Linked DNA regions of Homo sapiens: region 1 is linked to region 2. Evidence: chromatin loops called from intact Hi-C (ENCODE). Cell type or tissue: PC-3. All regions are shown on one strand. Each heading gives the region's core, and the rest is flanking DNA. Links, peaks and the distances in the headings are about the cores only. Region 1 overlaps ALS2 (alsin Rho guanine nucleotide exchange factor ALS2). Region 2 overlaps KIAA2012.

The links. Peaks named below come from ENCODE experiments on the same cell type or tissue, not always from the same donor. Only the 100,000 strongest peaks of a DNase experiment are listed, where the experiment ranks them.
Region 1: a loop joins it to region 2, with 13 times the contacts of the local background. A loop is called at or near these places in 12 of 110 quality-filtered maps.

The regions. Positions count from the first base shown.
Region 1 is chr2:201,747,980-201,753,364 of GRCh38, forward strand. ALS2 (alsin Rho guanine nucleotide exchange factor ALS2) reads right to left here. Exons shown (of 34, transcript NM_020919.4): 7 at 5,167-5,263; 8 at 1,733-1,810. Among named protein-coding and RNA genes, the nearest start is that of ALS2, 30 kb to the right of the region's middle. In PC-3, for the core only: a CTCF peak has its summit at 2,746 (motif pointing right); no DNase peak of the experiment used is centred there.
Region 2 is chr2:202,175,231-202,180,618 of GRCh38, forward strand. All of the region lies in intron 15 of KIAA2012, which reads left to right. It also overlaps the pseudogene PSMA2P3. Among named protein-coding and RNA genes, the nearest start is that of SUMO1, 61 kb to the right of the region's middle. In PC-3, for the core only: CTCF peaks have their summits at 3,316 (motif pointing left) and 3,519; a DNase peak (open chromatin) is centred at 3,321.

The DNA of each region.
Region 1 (5,385 bases), core at 386-5,385, 430 kb before region 2:
AAAGTGTGTTACTGCAAAAACTACTACCTCTAACCTCTAGACCCAGCTTCAGCTCCTAGACTGATAGGCAACACACACACACACACAAATACACTCTCTAATCTGTTAGATCCTTTGTGTTTAGATAGTTTCAGCACTGACTCCTGGACTGACGAACAACCCCTAATCTATTAGATCCTTAGTATCTAGCTAGGCTCCAAATCATAGGTGATTTTGTGTGTGTGTTGTGTGTGTGTGTGTGTGTCTACTACTAATTTTATAGCAGTCTTCTTCTGGCATGACATTATGTTCTCAAATTCAGGCGATCCAAATAACGGACTTCCCATTCATTTTGCAAAGGACGCATTACAATTTTTGCAAAAGGAGTCTTCTTCCTAGTCTCAAAACTAACTCAAATCTCACTCTGCCTTCACTTTTAATTCTCACAGATTAATCAGGATGACTTCAAAAATGTTTTTCTCAGCCTTCCTCAAATAAAAAAACCAAGCTCCCAATGATGTCGGAGAGTTATGAAACTAAAATCTTGTAACAAACTATTCTCTTGTTTGCTCTAAAATGTTAAAAAGGAGTTTGATTTTCAGGTCTCCATGCTACATTACAAAGGTTTCCTTAGTATGAATAAGCACACACTTCAAATAAACAAAAAACAAGGAACAATGATTTGCAATATCTTTGTTTGTGATAATGTATCAGAAACTGAATAGCTTACTACTACGATGTTTTATACTGAAAACATTTCAGATTGGAGCTAGAAGTAATAATTGTTCCCTAATGTTTTATTAAGCCTTTTCTTCCCAGTAAAATTAAGTTCACCAAAAGGAAAGGCAGCATGTAAAAATCTTAAATAGTGACAGATGCACAGTGCACATTGCATATATGAATTATTGGCATATTTATTAACTGTCACATTCAAATCATATTCCTAAAATTGACGTAATTGCCCTTCTTTAATCTCCATTACTCCAGAGGGAGCATGTCTTGGGAACGGGGAGATATCAGAATCCAACTACATATCTATGACCTCCATATTCCATTCTGTCACATGGAGGGCATCTCTACCAAAAACCCTAAAACTCTTGTTCAAGGAACCAGTACAATTGATGAGAATTTGGTATTTCCTCAGGGTGATGAGGCGGAACACAAGGTGGAGAAACACTGCTACAGAACTTCATCAAAGAGACTAGAAGCTACCAATCTCTCAATGGCATTACATAAACTAAAACCAATCCATCTAACAGTAAAAAAAAAAAAAATTCACCTCTACTTTTAGCTTTACTACAGAAAGTGAAAAGGCTTACAAAAAAAAATGTTTTACTACTCTGCATGTTATTTTTAAATGCACACACAAAATTACACCATCAAATAATGTTATGTAAAAGTCAAACAATGGAGAATTCAAAGAGTAGACATTATCTGGTAACGCTGAGAAAACAGCAGAGTCCTAGAAACATGTTTTAAAAGAAAGCACTTTTTCATTTTTTTACTTAAAAAAACAAAGAAACTATGCATATTTAATGAACAGTTGAAGCTAAGAAATATAAACACATAAAAAACGGATATTTAGCTTGAAAACACGTGGCTTCCTGTTTTTAAAAATTTTCTTATGAAAACCAAAACAAATTTAGGTTGTACGTATGAAATTCCCCCGATATTTTAAAATAAGAAATGGAGAAGTATAAGGTGTTACAGCTAAGAATTGTGGAATAAGTTGCTATCAAGTTCACAAAAGTACCTTTGCAAGACGAGGAACTGTTGTTGGAAAATCGGAATGCCCAAGTTGACCAAAGGTATTGCTACCCCATGAGTAAACCTATCAAAAAAACACAGAAAAGTAGCTAAGCGTTGTGAATCTGATTTTGCACATCAACTCTGAACCTTTATAATAATTAACATATATACACAAATACCAACAATTATACATTAAGTACTTATATTAGTCTTTCACTCTTTAACAGATATTAAGGAAATTCATTTTTAACAAGACCAGAGATAATGCGCAAATAGAGTCTTGGTACATAAGAAGACAGAGTCCAAAAATTAGCTGGGCATGGTGGTGCATGCCTGTAATCCCAGCTACTTGGGAGGCTGAGGCAGGAGAATGGCTTGAACCCGGCAGGCAGAAGTTGCAGTGAGCCAAGATCATGCCACTGCATTCCAGCCTAGGCAATATGAGCAAAAGTCGGTATCCCAAAAAAAAAAAAAAGAAAAGAAAAGAAGAAGGCAGAATTGAGGAGTCAACAATAACAATAACAATAACTAACACTTTTCAGGTGCTTACTAACTGCCAGACATTGTTCTTAACACTTTCTGTATATTAATTGATGATTCATTCTCACAACAATCCTAACAAAAATAAATAAATAAGGAAACCCAGAGAGGTTAATTTACCCATGGTCACAAATTCATATGTAAGAGGCAGGATTTAATCCCAGGAATTATCGTATACTGCCTCTTTTAGAGAAAGCAATAAAAACATTAAGTGATATAGAGGAAGAGTAATCATGATTTCCTACTCTGTAGATAAAAGTACTATGGAATGAACAGAAAACCTTTCATACATGAAGAGTTACTGTAAGAGAAACACAAGTACCTACACGACACTACAGACAAAAGAAACTAGATTGCAATGACTAGGTTTAAAATGTTTGTTTATTCTGATTATGAAAGTAATTCATGGTCATTGTACAAGACTGTGACAGTACAAAAATAAAAATAGAAATAAAGTGAAAATCACTGATCAACCACTTGGTGGCACCTACTCTTTTGCACATCAGTAAGTATAGATCTGTAACATCATTGTTAATAACTATCTAGAACTCTACTGTGCATATACTTTAACAAATTACGTACTGAATTAAGTTCTTTCCAATTCCTTTTTTTTTTTTTTTTTGGAAGCAGAGTCTCGATCTTGTCACCCAGGCTGGAGCACAATGGCGCAATCTTGGCTCACTGCAACCTCCGCCTCCCAGATTCAAGCAATTCTCCTGCTCAGCCTTCCAAGTAGCTAGGATTACAGGCGCCTGTCATCACGCCCGGCTAACTTCTGTGTTTTTAGTAGAGATGGGGTTTCACCATGTTGGCCAGGCTGGTCTTGAACTCCTGACCTCAGGTGATCCGCCCACCTCAACCTCCCAAAGTGCTGGGATTACAGGCATGAGCCACCACACTCAGCCTCCAATTCTTTAATATTAAAAAGGATAGGAAAAATCCTTGAATACATATATTCATGTATCTATTTGCTTAGGATAAATTCCTAGGCAAAGACTATGCCATTCTGATTTTTGATACATACTGACAAACTCTCTTCCAGCAAGGTCCAATTTACATTCCTGCCTGCACTGCACGCACATTTTCTCCTACATCCTAATCAATGCTCAGCATTGAATGTAATCCTTAGGTTTGCATAGGTTAATCTCATAGGTGAGAAAAACACTGTACTGTTGTTTTTTAATTTAAATGTATTTGCTAAATGATCATCTTTTCATTTATTGCTGGCCATTTCTACTTCTTTTATGACGAAAATATAAATATCCTTTTGACAATTTTTATCCTTTGACAACTGTTCCTTTATATATAAGTGCAGCAACACTTTATCACATATGTTGCAGATATTTTTACCCAGTTTGTTACGTATTTTCATTTTGTTTACACTGTTTTATTTGCTGTTCGGGACTGTTGAATTATCATATTGACAAACATATCTTACTTTCTAATTTCCAGTTTTGATGTTATGTCTTTTTCTATGCCTAAAAGACTCATCTTAATTTGTTCATACACACACACGCACACATACACACAGTTCTAGTTTTTAATGACATCATTAATACACCCAGAATTAGAATATGTATAGCCATCTTAGTTTTCTCCTACAAATACGAAGCCAGTAAACATTTACTACATTTACCGGATACTCAAGTCTTGTTTTCCCAACTGAATGGAAACACCCACTTTTATATCTTAAATTCTCATATATACTTGAGATTATTTCTAGCCGACAGGCATATTTCTGTTGCATTGATCTGTTTAATTTTATAATATATAAGGATAAATCTCTCTTTTTACCTGGCTCACCTATGTTTATTCTTCTGAAGTAATTTTGGGATTATTTTATCAAATTGTAAATATTACACTGGAATATTTTGGGGACTGTACTGAATTTTCACTGTGCTGATTAATGATTTAAGAGAGAAATGACATTTTTACAACTGACGCATCTCATCCAAAAATAAAACCTCTCACTTTACTACTGCTTTCATGACCCTTCAAAAGAGTTCTAAAGTTTGCATCATATGGGTTATATGCATTTTATACTTATTCCTACTTCCTTAACACTTTTGGTGTAGTTCTGAGCAGAATTTCCTCGAGTATGTTTTGTTTTATTATATGTATATAATAAAGCCAGTAATTTTTATTTTGTAACTGACCTCCTTCCTAATCTCTCATTTTTAAGTCTTTTGAATGAATCATGTTAAAAACAGTAAATTCCCCTTTTTCTTTCCTAATATTAATATTTATACAAGTTATGTTAGTTTTTTGGCTAGCCTAGTATGTGAAATGTGCAATCAAATCAAATATTAAAAGGGCTTCGAATCCTTTATTGGCTTCTTAAAAAGATAAAGGAATTGGTGAAGCACCATTATCGAAATATGAATATATTTAATATTAACTTATTGCAGATGAGCAGTCTGGGTTTAAAAAAAAACTTAAAACAACTTCTTTATGTTTATGTACATGGGTATGGTTTTTAGTAATGCTAGAGGTCACTTTCAGGTCCCACAGTTTTAAAGAAAAATGACTTTATTTTCTTAGTGTTTTACTATGTATCTTCTTTGTAACAAATAAAAATTCACCAATACCCTGGAAAATCTGGGGTTCTCTTTTTAGGTGAGAACACATTATAGAAAGCTCCTAAATCAGGCAGAAAAGTGTTTAAATCCAAGCTCTACTGTTACGTATGTGTGACTTTAGACAAGTTACATAATTTCTCTTACTCCACTTCCCTCGTCTGTAAAGTGGAAATAATACCATACAAAATATTGGAAAGCTAAAATGAGATACGGTTATCATTGCCTGACATATAGCAGATAATCAACAAATGAGGGTCCAACAATGTCATGTTGGCCTTCCATGAAAATAAGGTAAAGCATTTAATAGTTTGCCTCCTACCTGGGATTTCGCAGTAAGTGCAAGAGAATGGTAACCACCTGCCTCCAGATGGATTACTTCTTTGCCATCCAGACATTTTACACACAACGGTTGAAGCCTTAAAAAGAAACACACAGGCACACAAAGTCAAAGTATTCTCAGCAAGAATCGTAGCCTTTCTCAAATTATAAAGTGCTGTCGTGTAAAAATAAACATTTCTAAAGAAAACATTAAAATAAA
Region 2 (5,388 bases), core at 304-5,303:
AAGTTAACACTTGGGTCTAGAAACTTGATCAGATTCCGGTTTGGTTTGGTTTTTCCTTTTGGCAGTCTATAAATTCAGTGCAATTTCAATTTTAAAAATCCCCAACAGGGTTTTTGGCAGAACATGATTAGCTGATATTAAAATTCATATAGAAAAGCCAGAAATAGTTGTCATGGTCTGAATGTTTGTGTCCCCCAAAAATTCACATGCTGAAACCTCATCACCAATGTAAAGGTATTTGGAGGTTGGGCCTCTGGGAGGTGATTAAGTCATGAGGGCAGAGCCCTCATAAATGAGATTAGTGCCTTTACAAAAGAGGCCCCAGAGAGCTATCTTGCCCCTTTTATCATGTGAGGACACAAAAGAAGGTGCCCTCCATGAACCAGAAAGTGAGACTTCCCCAGACACTGAATGTCCCCAGACACTGAATGTTCCAGCACCTTGATCTTGAACTTTCCAGCCTCTAGACCCACAAGAAATAAATTTCTGTTGTTTCTAAGCTACCCAGTTTATGGTATTTTGTTATAGCAGCCTGAACAGACTAAGATATTAGCCAGTATAATTTTGAAAAAAAATAAAGTGGAAGTTTGCCCTGACAAATATAAAAACTTATTTTAAAGCTGTAAAAAATAAAACTGTGTGCTATTGGCTTAGAGACAGACAGAAGAGAATAGAGAATCCAGAAATAAATGTGCCCACATATGGAAACTTGATATATGGCAATGGCATTATAAAGGGAAATAGTGGAGAAAGGATGATCTATTATTCACTATATAATTTTGAGACAACTGGTTATGCAATTTTAAAATTCTCACCTCACAAAATATCAGGTGTATTCAGGAGCTTAATGTCAAAAAGCAAAATTTAACTTTTAGAGGAAAATATAGCAGAATATTTTTATGAATTTTGGAAAGGAAAAAACTTTTTACCTATTATTCATAACACAAACCATAAAGAAAATTATTGATAAATCTTTTTTTTTTTTTTGGGACGGAGTCTCGCTCTATTGCCCAGAAAGTGCAATGGCATGATCTTGGCTCACTGCAACCTCTGTCCCCTGGGTTCAAGCGATTCTGCTGCCTCAGCCTTCCAAGTAGCTGGGATTACAGGTGTGTGCCACCAGGCCCGGCTAATTTTTGTATTTTTAGTAGAGACAGGGTTTCACCATGTTGGCCAGGCTGGTCTCAAATTCCTGAACTCAAGTGATCAGCCTGCCTTGGCCTCCCAAAGTGCTGGGATTACAGGTGTGAGCCACTGTGCCCCGCCAATGAATCTGACTATATTAAAGTTTGAAGTTTTCAACAAGACAACATGAAGTTAAAAGCCAAATTGCAGATTAGAAGGAGATACCTGCAATGCATGTAACCAACAAAGCATTAGTAACCAAAATGCAGCAGCATTTCTTCCCTCTACAAATAGGGAAAGAAAAAGACAATCAACCCAAAGGAAAAATGAGCAAATGATGTGAACAGGCAACTAACAGAAGAAGAAACACAAATAAATGGCCATAGAGAAAAAAAAGTTCTCCTTACTAATCAGGAAAATCCCAGTTAAAACAAAAAGATATCATTTCATATATATCAGACCAGCAAAAGTTTAAAAGTCTATAAACACTATTAATGAGGATATAAAGTTTTAGTAATTTAGAGCAATTTGAAAATATTCAATAAATTGAAGATGCATATATCCTGCATCCCAACAAGTTCATTCCCAGGTATCCTTTAGAGAAAGCATGTATGAACAGTGACTCACCTAAAAAGGTTCATTGAAACATTATTAATAATCATAAACAATTGGAAATAATCAAAATGGCCACCAATAGTAAAATGGATTTTTAAATGGTCACATATTTATACAACGGAATACTATATGATAGCTGAAAATAAAATTACATGTATTAATATGGGTTAATCCCAAAAGACTTATTAAGGGTTTTTTGCCTTATTAAGCAAAATAAGGCAAGTTGAACAAGTTACATAAATAATATCATTTATGTAAAGTTTTAATTTGTAAAAAATACTATATATTGTTTACATGTGCATGTATATGTAATACAGATATAAAAATATATATGAGGATTGATGAATATCAAATTGAAGAGACTGATTACCTCTGGGAGGGAGAGGGAAATGGGATTATATGTGTCTTAATCCATTTTGTGATGCTATAACAGAATGCCTGAGATTGGGTAATTTATGAAGAACAGAACAGTCTCCCACAGTTCTGGAGGCTGAGAAGCCCAAGATCAAGATGCAGGTTTCTTACTGTGTCCTCACGTGGTGGGAGGCAAAAAGGCAAAAGAGAGGGAACTCATTCCCACAAGCCCTTTTTCTTTTTTTAGAGATGGGGTCTCTCTATGTTGCCCAGGCTCAACCTGAATTCCTGGACTCACACTATCCACAGCCTCAGTGTCCCGAGTAGCTGAGACTACAGGTGTGCATCACTGTGCCCAGCCCACAAACCCTTTTTATAGCAGCATTAATCCATTCATGAGGATGGAGCCCTCCATGACCTAAACACTTTTTATTAAGCCCCACCTCCCAACACTGCTGCATTGAATATTGATTGAGTTTCCAACACACAAATTTTGAAGGAGACGATAACATTCACACCATAGTAGCATGTGATAAATGAAGTCTTGGACTGTGTCTTAAATGTTTGATTTCTTTAGAAAATGCATGACTTAGGCTGGGCACAGTGGCTCATGCCTGTAATCCCAGCACTTTGGGAGGCCAAGGCAGGCAGATCACTTGAGTTCAGGAATTTGAGACCAGCCTGGCCAACATGGTGAAACCCTGTCTGTAGTAAAAATACAAAAATAAGCTGAGCATGGTGGCGTACACCTGTAATCCCAGCTACTTGGGAGGCTGAGGCAGGAGAATTGCTTGAACCTAGGAGGTGGAGGTTGCAGTGAGCTGAGATGGTGCCATTGCACTCCATCCTGGGCAACAGAGTGAGACTCTGTCTCAGAAAAAGAAAGAAAGAAAGAAAGAAATGCATGACTCAAATATGGCAAAATGTTAAAATTTTACAAAACTAAGTGGCAATGAGTATACAGTATTTTTCCTATACTGTGAACGCTTAAGATATTTTATAGACTTTTAAAAAGTACTTAAAAGTTGTAAGTTATTCAAAGCACTGACTTCGTTTGTTCCAATACTTCCTAAATATCAGGTTATTTTACTAAGAGAAAAAAAAAATCACCCTTCTATGGCCCACATCCCAAAACTGGGAAGGTTTCAATTCTAATCACAATGGAAGTTTCACCAATGTACAACCTCAGCTTTTGGTCAATACAAATACGCCCTCTGCTGGTTCTATCATGCCCTGTCCCAGAGTTCAAAATAGTTGAGAAGAGCAGTGAAAGTCTTCAGTGAGAGTTTTTTCGCGCCAGTCATGTTAAGGAAAGAAATACTCACAGAACTACCCTTTGGCACCAAGATACTTTAATCAGCTTCTGCTCTCTGTTAATGTTACATATTATCCAAGACAAAATAAATTCCAAGGTGCAGCCCCAGTCAACCTTTCCAATTCCTCAACCACCTTTGCGCGTTAACAATCTTGTGCCCCTCTAAAGTCTGGTGGTTGATTTGAGAGACAGTGGACACCTCCCTGAACCTGAGTAGAAGTAGAAGAAAACCAAAGTTGCAAAGAAGCTCCTGGGCGGGGAAACCACAAAATAACATTGAAAAACAGATTAACTGTAGTATTAAGGGAATGATGCCAATGGAATAATGGGTGAACTTTTTCTTTTCAAATCTTTCTTTAAAAGTATAACATCTTCAAATAAAACTGAGAAGAAATAAATTAATTCATGCAAGAATCTACTTCTCAAGAGAGAAAGGCACTAATTGAATATTAGAGTCTTCCTTTCAAAAACAGTTTTGTGTTTTGAGGTTGGTTTTGTTTTAATATTCATCTTCCCCACTGGAATGTAAGCTCCCTTAGACCAGCATCTGTGTCTATCTGATTCAAATTGGTACAAATTTTCTAGGGAACAATTTGGCAGTAGGCATTGTGACTTAAAAACTGTACATACTTGTGCTTTGGCTCTTCGGGTAAAGATGGCGGAGCGCGGTACGGCTTTTCGCTGACTACATTCAGCCCGTCTGATAAACTTGTCCGGATTGAATATGCTTTGGCTGCTGTAGCTGGAGGAGCCCTGTCAGTGGGAATTAAAGCGGCAAATGGTGTGGTATTAGCAACCGAGAAAAAACAGAAATTCATTCTGTATGATGAGCGAAGTGTAGACAAAGTGGAACCAATTACCAAGCACATAGGTTTGGTGTACAGTGGCGTGGGCCCAGATAACAAAGTGCTTGTGCACACAGCTCGAAACTAGCTCAACAATACTATCTTGTGTACCAAGTGCCCATTCCCACAGCTCAGCTAGTGCGGAGAGTAGCTTCTGTAATGCAAGAATATACTCAGTCAGGTGGTGTTTGTCCATTTGGAGTTTCTTTACTTGTTTGTGGTTGGAATGAGGGACAACCATATTTATTTCAGTCAGATCCATCTGGAGCTTACTTGGCCTGGAAAGCCACAGCAGTGGGAAAGAACTATGTGAATGGGGAAACTTCCCTTGAGAAAAGATAAAATGAAGATCTGGAACTTGAAGATGCCATTCATACAGCCATGTTAACCCTAAAGGAAAGCTTTGAAGGCCAAATGAGAGGATAACATAGAAGTTGGAATCTTCAACGAAGCTGGATTTAGGGGGCTTACTCCAACTGAAGTTAAGATTACTTGGCTGCCAGCCGGGTGGGCGCGGTGGCTCATGCCTGTAATCTCAGCACTTTGGGAGGCTAAGGTGGGAAGATCACCTGAGGTCGGGAGTTCAAGACCAGCCTGACCAACATGGAGAAACCCCATCTCTATTAAAAATACAAAATTAGCCGGGCATGGTGGTGCATGCCTATAATCCCAGCTATTCGGGAGGCTGAGGCAGGAGAATCACTTGAACCCGGGAGGCGGAGGTTGCGGAGAGCCGAGATCGCGACATTGCAGTCCAGCCTAGGCCAAAAGAGTGAAACTCCTCCAAAAAAAAAAAAAAAAAAAGAATTGCTTGGCTGCATAACAATGAAGTGACTGAAAAATCCAGAATTTCAGATAATCTATCTACTTAAACATGTTTAAAGTATGTTTTGTTTTGCAGACTTTTTCATATGTATTTCTACATGGCTTAAATCGACTGTTTTTAAAATGACACTTATAAATCCTGATAAACTGCTAAACCCACAAAAAATAGACTGTACATCCTTTAATCAGAAATATGAACAAAGAGTAAATTTTTTAATAATCAAAACATTCCTGACCAGATGCTGTGGTTCACACCTGTAATCCCAATACTTTGGGAGGCCAAGGCGGGTGGATCACTCGAGGCCAGGG